Linked DNA regions of Mus musculus: all the other regions are linked to region 3. A link is a contact called in ENCODE Hi-C or POLR2A ChIA-PET data. All regions are on one chromosome and are shown on one strand. Each heading gives the region's core, a stretch centred on a gene start or an enhancer-like site at or near the end of the contact. The rest is flanking DNA. Distances are from core to core; before and after follow the strand shown.

The links. A loop is a pair of places that touch in the nucleus more often than their neighbours do. ChIA-PET counts read pairs that join two places held with the same protein, here RNA polymerase II (POLR2A).
Region 1: POLR2A ChIA-PET joins it to region 3 with 10 read pairs in embryonic stem cell. The contact joins the promoter of Plbd1 here to the promoter of H4f16 in region 3. POLR2A ChIA-PET finds 5 or more read pairs at or near these places in 4 of 5 experiments (Patski and embryonic stem cell).
Region 2: POLR2A ChIA-PET joins it to region 3 with 75 read pairs in Patski. The contact joins the promoter of Pde6h here to the promoter of H4f16 in region 3. A Hi-C loop is called at or near these places in 1 of 37 maps with a recorded cell type or tissue (T-helper 17 cell). POLR2A ChIA-PET finds 5 or more read pairs at or near these places in 4 of 5 experiments (Patski and embryonic stem cell).

Annotation. Positions count from the first base shown.
Region 1 is chr6:136,659,835-136,663,351 of GRCm38, forward strand. Plbd1 (phospholipase B domain containing 1) reads right to left here and starts at 2,059. Exons shown (of 11, transcript NM_025806.2): 1 at 1,728-2,059. The coding sequence starts at 1,845.
Region 2 is chr6:136,952,784-136,956,291 of GRCm38, forward strand. It overlaps Pde6h (phosphodiesterase 6H, cGMP-specific, cone, gamma), which reads left to right and starts at 1,740. Exons shown (of 4, transcript NM_023898.4): 1 at 1,740-1,796.
Region 3 is chr6:136,802,456-136,805,941 of GRCm38, forward strand. H4f16 (H4 histone 16) reads right to left here and starts at 1,976. Exons shown (of 1, transcript NM_175652.3): 1 at 1,538-1,976. The coding sequence starts at 1,924. The coding sequence ends at 1,613.

The sequences.
Region 1 (3,517 bases), core at 809-3,308, 140 kb before region 3:
TTAGTGAACTCAGATATATAACTGCTGTCAGAGTTAAAGTAGCCATTGGCTTTAACCTGTTGTCTGCCGGCCGGGACACCTTATGGAGACTAAATGACAGTCAGGTTAGCAAGTGCTTCCCACCAGCTGATTCCGGTTCCCAGTGCCCAATCAGGGCAGATGAGTCAGGCCCTCAGCCTGACAGTTATATTTCTAATGAATAATTAATGATGAATCTGGGGACAGACTTGGGCGTGTATCAGGGTGAATCGTCTCCCTGAGATCTGATCACAGCTGGCATGATGCAAATACTGACTTCTGGAGTTTAGCCCTGCCTGCCTAGAGGAAGAACCAGTTTTACCAAGGAATGGGCTACATTTTGAGTCTCACGGAGGTCGGCTCATCTCTCTCTTACCAGGGCAAAGGAGGAACAGTTAGGACACAGCCTACTAAGCTCACAGTACGGAGCTAGGTTCCTTTGGGAGCCCTGGGAGATAGCAATGCCTCTGCTTTTTTACGATTTAAATTTTGGGTAATCTACTGGCAGGTTGAGGAAGCTTCAATACAGTACAAATAACATACTGATAAGAGGGAGAAAGGACATCCCATCTGTTTCAAATAGACACTGCAGGCAGGCATCCTTAGCTGTCCTCAAAGCTGTCATGTGGAGGAGCCTTTCAGGATTGCTGGCCATGGTAAGGAACCAGCAGCTTTTCTGGACTAAAGGGTGTGTGTGTGTGTGTGTGTGTGTGTGTGTGTGTGTGTGTGTGAGCGTGAGCGCTCATGTGGCGGGGGTAGGGAGGGATGACCAAAGAACATACAGCTAAATCAGGGGAGACATCAGGCACTTCCGGACCCTTCTCATCCCACAAGCCTGTGCCCACTGGGAAGTTTCCAGACATGAGTGGAGCAGGCTTTGAAAGCAAACACTTCCAAATGGCAAGGGTGCGGGTACTCGTTGAGAGACGGTAACGAGAAAAATCAGCGACTTTTGAAAGGGGACACTGCCCGCGTCCCTTCCTATTCTTGAATGGGTCAAACAAGGAGACGATTACGAAATCAGTCGTCCTCTCTGAATTTGACTTTTAGAATCTTCCAAGTCTACGCATCCCACAATTCATTTTGGTCTTGTTACAAATGGAAGGGTGAGACTGGAAGGACACCTGTTGAGGCCTGTTTTTTCTGAAGGGAAGGATTACACCAGTGCCCTCTGGCAACCCAGCTACCTTATCGCTTAGGCAAATTCCTGACTTCCCCCCAGTCGCAGCCTCTGTGCAGTAGAACGGAGACTTTAATCCACTTTAGGATTCTGAGGCCATTCAGAAGAGCTCAGCAGCCTTAAGCTCTGGCCCTGTCCCATATCAAGATGGCATAACCAGTTTGCTATCAGTTCTCTTAAGTCCAAGTCACTTGTCTACTTCTAGAAGCAGAACAAAGGTCAGCTCGAAATCACACCTCAGTCTGATTTGGAAAAATCTCTGGACTGGAGCCTTTTGGACCAGTCGAGGTTGTCCGGGACAAGATATGGGACAGAATTAAGGCCAAAACATTTTACGTTGGAGAGCCCTTGTACCCTCCTTCAATGCCACCGCTGATCCACCTCAGGGCTGGAACGTAACCCGCCAGGCTCCCCACCAAGAAGTACGACCCAAGACGCCCCTAGATGCAAAGCTGTTGGGACTCTGGCCAGCCGCCGGCGTGGGGGTACAGGGCAACGCCCCTAGTCCGCGGGCGGCCGTTCTGCTCACCTGTTGGGTCGCTCTGGCTGGCAGCGCCAGCCGCCCAGGGAGGCTGCAGCAGCAATGGCAGCAGCAGCAGCAGCGGCGATGGCGGCCTGAGGCTCCTGCCAGGGCTGCGGTGGCACATCGCTCCTCCGCTGTGACCTCGGCCTGGTTGGATTAGGTCCCGCTGGCGCCGGCGGTGGCAGCTGTTGCAAGAGCCGCACTTGAGGATGGTAGCAGGGCGCTGCGTTGCAGAGGCCGGGCCGATCTTAACTTTCTTCTGACATTAGTCTTGCCTGCTTGGGCGCTTCACGTGGCCTTGGGAACCAACCTTCGCCCTGCTGAGCCCCAGGCTAGGAGAGGCGGATCCTTTCCGTCTGGTCTGACCCTCCAGCCACCTGTGGGCCAGGCCGGGAAAGTTCTCTGTCGCGCTTTTGGGAAGTGCCGGGGCTGTGCTGCTTTCTCTGGTCGCCTCCTGGAGGGTGGGGCTCAGGGCTAAGGAATCAGTTAAAGGTGGCCTTGGTCCCTGTAGCAGAGGATAAGGAAACCGAGGCAGCAGTGGGTCGCATGCCTCCCCGTAGGTCGGATTCTGTGGCCTTCTGTCTTCTCAGGTCCCTCATCCGTCAGGAATCAGGGCTTCTTGCGCCAGCCTGTCTGACCTCAGGAGCTCAACACCTCCAGACCTTAGCTTTGTGTCTTCATTGGGCGGAGCTGATTCACGCGGGGCTAGAAGCAGATCTACCCCTGAGCTTCCATAGAGACCCATGTCTGGGCAGGACTCGCTGAAGGCAACATTGTGAAGTTGGCCAAGGGTGCCCTAGGTGACATTGTGAAGTAGGCAACAGACTTCAAGCTGACTGAGCTCATCTTTTGCTACTGAACCCAGGCAAGCAAACCACTGTAGCTGGGTTTGTAAAGCGTTCCAGAAGTCGAGGCAGGAGGATTAATGAAAGTCTGAGGACAATTTGGGCTACTGAATGAGACACTGTTTCCAAACACCAAAATATAAAAAATCCAGATAAACAAATAAATATTTTTTAAAAAGTAATGAAGAAGTGCCTTTGTTAGAGGAAGAAATAAATTTGTCATTGCTAGAAATGACACCTGTGAATTATGAAATACAAATCACAATTTCGTTTGGTAATATTCATTTAGTGGAGAAAGAAGCTGCAGGCATTGTAGGGACTGTACATAAAATAAAAACGAAGGTGAACGGTACCTTTGGGTCCTATGGCACGTGGCTAGTGAAGTGTCACCCCAAAAAGTGCAGGTGTGTCTCCATATCCCACTCTGTGACCTCACTGACCCTTCTGATCCAAGGAGACAAGTGTTCAGAGGAGGTGACTCTTTCAGGATGCCTGATGGGGGCTGGGCTCACCCACCTGATGGTTTGCTTGCCGAGTATTTATTGACTTCAGTGTTCCAGGATAGAGCCCTGTATGACACCGGGTCTGTAGAACACCAGACTAGTCGATGAAGTGGTTGGCTTGTTTTGAACGAGCAGTTTAATTGGATTAGACTTTCTTAAACTCAGTACTGTTGAAATTCTGTCCAGTTATGAGTGAGCATATGTGTGTGTCCGTCCGTGTGTGTGAGTGTGTCCTGTGCACTCTGAGGCCTTTAACATCCTTGAAAGTGCCTCCAGACCACGTCCAGTATTCCCCAAGGTAAAAAGTACTAACCTAGCAGAGCACTGTTACAGTAATTTGTGGTACATTTTGACATACTTAAATTGCGTTTTTTAAAAAAGATTTATTTATTTATTATATGTAAGTACACTGTAGCTGTCTTCAAACATTCCAGAAGAGGGAGTCAGA
Region 2 (3,508 bases), core at 490-2,989, 150 kb after region 3:
AAATGCCAATATACGCTATCAGGAGTCTGGGAAGTACTGTACAAGCATGCATGCATGTGTGTATGTGTGTGAGTTTTGTTAGCACATGTGTGTTTGTGTGAGCATGCACGCCTATGAACATAGAGCCCAGAGTACTTGCTCTATCACTCTCTGCTTTATTTCCTTGCGTCAGAGTCTCTCACTGAGCCTGAAGTTGACTAGTGGCCATCAAAGCTATGTGTGCATCCTGTCTGTCCCCAGCAGTACTGTGGATACAGACACACACTCGACCACGCCCAGTTTTTCCTGGCTTTGGATATTTGCACTCAAGCCCTCATGCACGTACAGCGAGTACTTTTATCGCTTGCTCAACTCTCCAGGGTTGCTGCTCTTTGAGCAACAGCATTCTGGAACACCTACCTACTCACCTTACAGCTTTCCACGCCGCCTTTGTGAATTCATTTCAGGAAGTGAAAAAAAAAATCAAGTAATCATCTAAGCATCATGTTCCTGGAGATGCGAATGGACCTGCAGCCTCTGAGGAGGAACCCAGCCCAGGATTGAACCCTCTACTTGTTCTACATAAAAATTGTAGCGTTCAGGATGGCTCTAATGTTGGCAAAGAGCACGGGAGAGCATACAAACAACTCTTAAGCTGCTAAGCTCCTCTTGTAATCTGCTTGGGGCTGTGGGTTAAGAATCTTTCCTTGCCTTGGGAGGACAAATGGCTTTCTATCTTTGTCACCATGAGGAGTGCAGTTCTCTAGCAAGTAGAAATCTGAGGAAGGCGCACTTTAGTTCTAAGGCAAAGTGTAGAAATGGACAGAGAATCTGCATTTCCTTCCTTATCTGCATGGCTAGGAGATAGTCAAGAGACCATTGAATATCCAGGGTTTACAAGTATCCAACTTGCTCCAGATTCCAATACCAACCTTATAAGCAATTTTGAATGTGTTCCTGACTTTCTGTATGATAAAATTGTCAAAATGGTTGAGTGTCCTGTGAGCTAAGGTCTACATAAGATTTATGTAAGGCAGCACACAAATTGATACTAGTAGCTGAATGCCATGTGAGGACTGAGCCAAGAGCTGTAGTAATTAGATGACAGCCTACAGATCATAAAAATGTATGATCTAGTGATTGGTTTTCAATCACCTGTTCTAAGGTTCTGGAAATCTCTTGGCCTCATTCCCTATCAAATGTCACCGAGCTTCAATGAATAACCTTTATGTCTCATGTCTATGAGGAAGTACACACAATGCCATTTAACCAGAGATATTCTGTACTCTTACATTTTATCATTTCTGTGATCAGACTCTTTATAGTGGTAGAGGACATGAGAGTTGGCTTTCTCTAGATATGTACAGTCTTATAAGAATTATGCCTCGTGTGTGTATGTGTGTGTGTGTGTGTGTGTGTGTGTGTGTGAGAGAGAGAGAGAGAGAGAGAGAGAGAGAGAGAGAGAGAGAGAGAGAGAGAGAGAGAGAGAGAGAGAGAGAAACAAAAAGAATATTGAATCAAAACCTGAACATCTGCCCTGGGCTATCAACATTTCATGCATCTGTGAATTCAATGTGCCTTCACTGCGAGAAGATGCCCCTGTCATTTGGTAAAAGCATCCTTATCAGACAACTCCTAAGTCTGTCTCAGTCACACCCCCACCTCCCCCCACCTTCCTTGCATCTGGTTTGGTGCCCTAAGCCTATGACGCTGGGCTTAAGTGGCAGGAGGGATATATATCAGGATGCAAAGATCTTTGTGTCAGCGACTAGACAACTTACGGGAACACATTCGGCTCTGGGGGATTTTAACTCGTGGTAAGTATGAACACAATAATAACTAACTAAATGAGTTGGAGGGTTGATTGGCTGTAAAAACAACAACAACAGAACATACAAGAAGAGAACACTCTGATCTTGTGGGTCTGACCTGAGTTTAGGGGTTGAACTCAGGACAGAACACACTCAAACCTTTTCATAATGTCATGTGACAAACTGGTGCGTGGAATGCGGTTATTACCAGTTCACTGCAAACCTTGATTGCTGAAGTTGTTCACAAGGTACCGAGAAGGACCCTCCCTGTTTGTGGCTTCCTGGCAAACAGTTTTCTGGAAAAGGATGGATCTGAGGCATTAGGCAACCACAGCACAAATAGTTCTTTACTCCCGGGATGGCCTTGAGGCTGATGGGACAGTGTGAGCGTGGGGAAGAAAGCAAGCATTGGGGTGACCGCAGGGCAGCGTGGGTGACGTTGCCTTCTCCCTCTGAGGTCAAAATGTTTGTTTGCTCTATTCTGAAACAAGGTACATGCTGGATTGTCTTTTAGTGGCTTCATTTTGGCTCTTGTTTGGATCTTTAACTTGAATCTCTCTGTCTCAGAGAAACCATGGGTAACATCTATGGGCCTTACCTATCAGGGGAAGAAATGGTAGTGCCCTGTCTGGTTCCCTTTTTCACTTCATTAACCATGCGTCTGTTTATCTTTCTATTTATCTTTGCTGAGGAGGAGGTGATCTGGAGTTTTGGGGTGATGAAGGAGCATCAGAGAGCCTGTGGCAATCCCTCCCCAGTGGCTTTGTTTTTTGGTGCATTTCTCATGAAAGGTTGAGCTGTGTAATTCCACATAGCTGAGCATCGTTGCATTGGATACCCAACACATCGTGCCTTGACACAGCCCTTCTTTCTGCAGAAGAGCATTTCGTAATCTCTGAAGCAGGAAGGATGCATTAAAAAAAAAAAAGAAAAATAGGTTCTCATACAGGGATGGATTCCTTGACACTCAGAAGGACCTAAGTGTGAACTAAAGTCAAGTCTGATATTTAGTGTGGGCACATTAGACACCAGGACTGAAATGACACACACATATTCCAGAAGTCACAACCTTTGGTGATGTCTATAACCAATAGGACTCTCTTCCAAGGAAAGAAAGATTCATATTTGTCCTGATTTCCCCAAGGCTTTGCAGAGACCCAGAGGGTAAATCTGTTCCAGAAACTCCGTAAGGATCAATTGGGTTTCTCAGCTACTCTAAATTGCAGCATCCCCATCAAGCTCAGAGAGCAGAAGTCTTTCATGGAGCAAACACCAAGGGTCCACCTACTGTGGAAGTCTGCGAGGAGTCCTCATTTTTTAGGTTCTCTCTCTCTCTCTCTCTCTCTCTTTCTCTCTTTCTCTCTCTCTCTCTCTCTCTCTCTCTCTCTCTCTCTCTCTCTCTCTGTGTGTGTGTGTGTGTGTGTGTGTGTGTGTGTGTGTGTATGCAAGTGTGTACATGTGTCTGTGGAGGCTGGATGCCATGGATACCTGAGGCCAGGGGCACTGGATATTCCTGCAGCCGCTGATACAGGCGGCTGTGAATCACCTGATGTGGGTTCTGGTCCTCTGGAAGAGCAGTCCATGCTCTTCAGCATTGGCCCATCTTTCCAGCCCTGAGTCCTATTTACATAACACATTAAGCCTAAGACTAGACTTGAGTACTACTGTCCAAGCATATAGGTGCAAGGTACACCTTCAAAACTACATCAACATACAAA
Region 3 (3,486 bases), core at 726-3,225:
ATTTCTGTCCCGTCCATCATCTTGTCAGTGTAAGATTTCTGTTTTTCTTACCACTAAGTAACTTTCCATCCGGGCAGGTGACATGGCAGTTTCTAATTTAAGCCTTTTGAGAGAAATGATTTCCACAGTGAATGCACAAATACTTTTGTTGCTGTTGTTATTTGTGTAATAATAAATGATATTTAAGTTTCATTTTTTTGTTTCATTTCTTTTTGCTAGTAATAGTTATAGATGTTTGATTATCTCAAATAATCAAAACTCAGATTAAAAGAGGGGTGATAATCATTATTATTACATTTTGTGTTTCATAGTTTGATAGAACATGTGACTTTATAAGAAAATAAAAACCATATAACTGTAACTGAAATATTTCTCAAGACAGAAAAATAAACATCTCATTTTTCACTTGCTTTAAGAAAATGAGTTCACTAGACTAATGGTATCAGTGTTATGTATGCTCAGACTCTAGAAGTGAAGTGTCAGCCCACAGGGGCAGAGAAGACTCTCGCAAAAACAAAAAACAAAACAAAACAAAACAAACAAACAAACAAAAACACCAGTGGCACATAAAACGAGGTTGTGTAAAATCGCACAGAGCAGAGTTCAAATCTAGGCTCCAAAATTTTAGCCTTCGTTGTCTCATCCACAGCTGTACTCACTATCAACACTTAAAATAAATCTGCTGAAAGACCGCACCAAGTTTCTGCCACACAGAAAGCATTGAACACGAGATAACCATATCTTAATGAAATGCCAGGTTCCTGCTCCAGGAACTGTAGGAACAGTCTCCTATTTCTTCAGCCAGTGAGAAGACCCGTAAACATCAGATGTAAAAACCTAGAGATCTGAAAAACAAAACTACCGTTTTGAGTAATGTGTACAGAAAGCCGGTAAGCAGACCTGAGTCCAGGGGCCTAAGGAAGCGACTTCCTGGATCCAGAGTTAAACCCATCTGGGTATGGAGCATCGAATACAAGTACTTTGAAGGAGCAGCAAGGGCTGTGACTAACCTACTCTGAAGACTTAAATGAGACACATATGGTCTGTGGAAGCTGAAACAGAAGGACCACCGAAAGACTTATACCAGCCTGAACTAAATGGTAGACATCCGAGTGCTCCTCTTCCCCCAAACCCACGTGCTTAAGGCAGAGAAACAGCTACAGCTGAGAAAGCCAAGTTTAAGCTACAGGGTGACTTTATTGTGGGGTTCCAAGCCTCCACACCTGCCCTCATTCAGGTCCACTGTCTCTACAGGAGCTTTTTTCCCCTTTTTAGAGCGTCCGCAGAGGCTGCACCCTAGCACTCTGGGGCTGTCAACTCAACAGACACCTAAAAAAACTCATTCACGCAGACCACTCCGCAAGCATTCTGAGCAGGTCCCAGGCGGTAGGCGGGGCCACCAGCCCAAGTCCTCCAATGAAAAAGTGCACCCAGGCAGCTCAATTTGCATACAAGACAAAGCATACCAAATACAAAAAGTAATGAGACGCTCATAACTAGTGAGAACTACAAATGTCCACAGCTCCTTTCTGATGCTTTGTGGGCCCTGAAAAGGGCCTTTGTGGATGGGGGAAGCCGGCCAAGGGAACGGCCTAGGCACAGGAGGGCTCGCTTAGCCGCCGAAGCCGTACAGAGTGCGGCCCTGGCGCTTGAGCGCGTACACCACGTCCATAGCCGTAACCGTCTTGCGCTTGGCGTGCTCGGTGTAGGTGACGGCGTCGCGGATCACATTCTCAAGGAAAACCTTGAGGACACCGCGAGTCTCCTCGTAGATGAGACCCGAGATGCGCTTCACGCCGCCACGCCGAGCCAACCGCCGGATAGCGGGCTTGGTAATGCCCTGGATGTTGTCGCGGAGAACCTTGCGGTGTCGCTTGGCGCCACCTTTCCCCAGACCCTTGCCGCCTTTTCCTCGTCCTGACATATTAGTAAACAACCTAATAAAGAGACAGGAGAAACTACAGTAATCCGCCGCCGAGCAAGAGCTTATATTTCCTGGGAGCGGACCTGATTGAAAACAGCAAGGAGTGGGCGGAGCTCTAGACTCCACCCCCTGGCTCTTTGTGCTCTGCTGTCTCCCAAGAACCATAAAACCCTTTCGGTTCCCTCTCCAAATTCCAGGAACCCTAGCACATTTGAAAGTTTAAATAATATAAGGTAACAATCTATTTCTCCTCTTTTTTTTTTTTAGCACAAATAAAAACGGCGCATCATGCTTGTTATCTTCAGTGCACGCTGATTCGGTATTTTCTAAGCAGCATGCTTGTTTTTACACAACTTTAATGTGAAAATGAAAAGAAGCTAGCAATAGAAATCTAGCTTACTAGGTCTTATACCGAAGCAGTTTACATTTTCACGAGAGAGTCTTTTGAGGGGATAGAAGTGTTTTAGTGCCTTTCTTTTGTGGCCACGATAAGAAAATTATGCTAGTTCCCACTTCCTATTTGGTTTCAACTGTTTCTGCAGTGTATGGATTTTCTGCTCCTGCATTGCAAACACATTGGTATTCGCTTTTCAGCCAATTGTTCCTATAGTTACTTAGCTGAACTATTGTAACTTGTCATTTAGATCCGAGGTCCTTGTTGCTTGCGTTTAAAAGAGACCTGGTGACTCACATCTGTAATTTAGGCTCTCCGGAGGCTGAGGCAGGATTGCCAAGAGCTGGGGCCAGCCTAGGCTAGACAGACTCAAATACATTTCCCCTCCTCCCCACTCAAATAGCTTGTAAAGTACCAGAAGTCAAAAGCATGACTCCGAATAACAGGACTGTCCTTAAGTTTGTTTCGTTTTTAAAGACAGCAGGTTTTGGGCTGGAGAGATGGCTCAGTGGTGAAGAGCACTGACTGCTCTTCTGAAGGTCCTGAGTTCAAATTCCAGCAACCACATGGTGGCTCACAACCACCTGTAATGAGAACTGATGCCCTCTTCTGGTGTGTCTGAAGATAGCTACAGTGTACTTACATATAATAAATAAATAAATCTTAAAAAAAAAGAAAAAGGCAGCAGGATAAATGCGTTTAGTTTGTAGTACTTTACAATTCCCATTAGTTCCACAACTCAAACAGCATTTCATTTGTTTGTCCCCTCCCTGTCTCTTAGAGATTGAGCTCTAGGATAGCTGGAGGGGGAAGAAGCCTTAATCATTGAATTTTACCTCATGATTTTAAATCCCTTGCTCTTCAGAATTCTTACCAAAATGAAAGCTGCTGCCAGAATACTTATTCAAATTTGTAAAACTGTGTGTCAACAAACAAACAAACAATCAACAACAACACACACAAAAAAAAGAGAGAAAAGCAAAAAGAAAGCAAAGAGACCTTTCCATAAACATACATTTAAGATGGTTTACAGAAGATATTCTAGAGCTTTCTTCCCCAAAACTGCACCAGAGGTTTCCATACACATTGACTTAGAATATATAACCTATCGAATGCTTAGGAGCATTAGATAGTATATGAAAGTCAGCTGTTAGGTGGTACAGCCAGG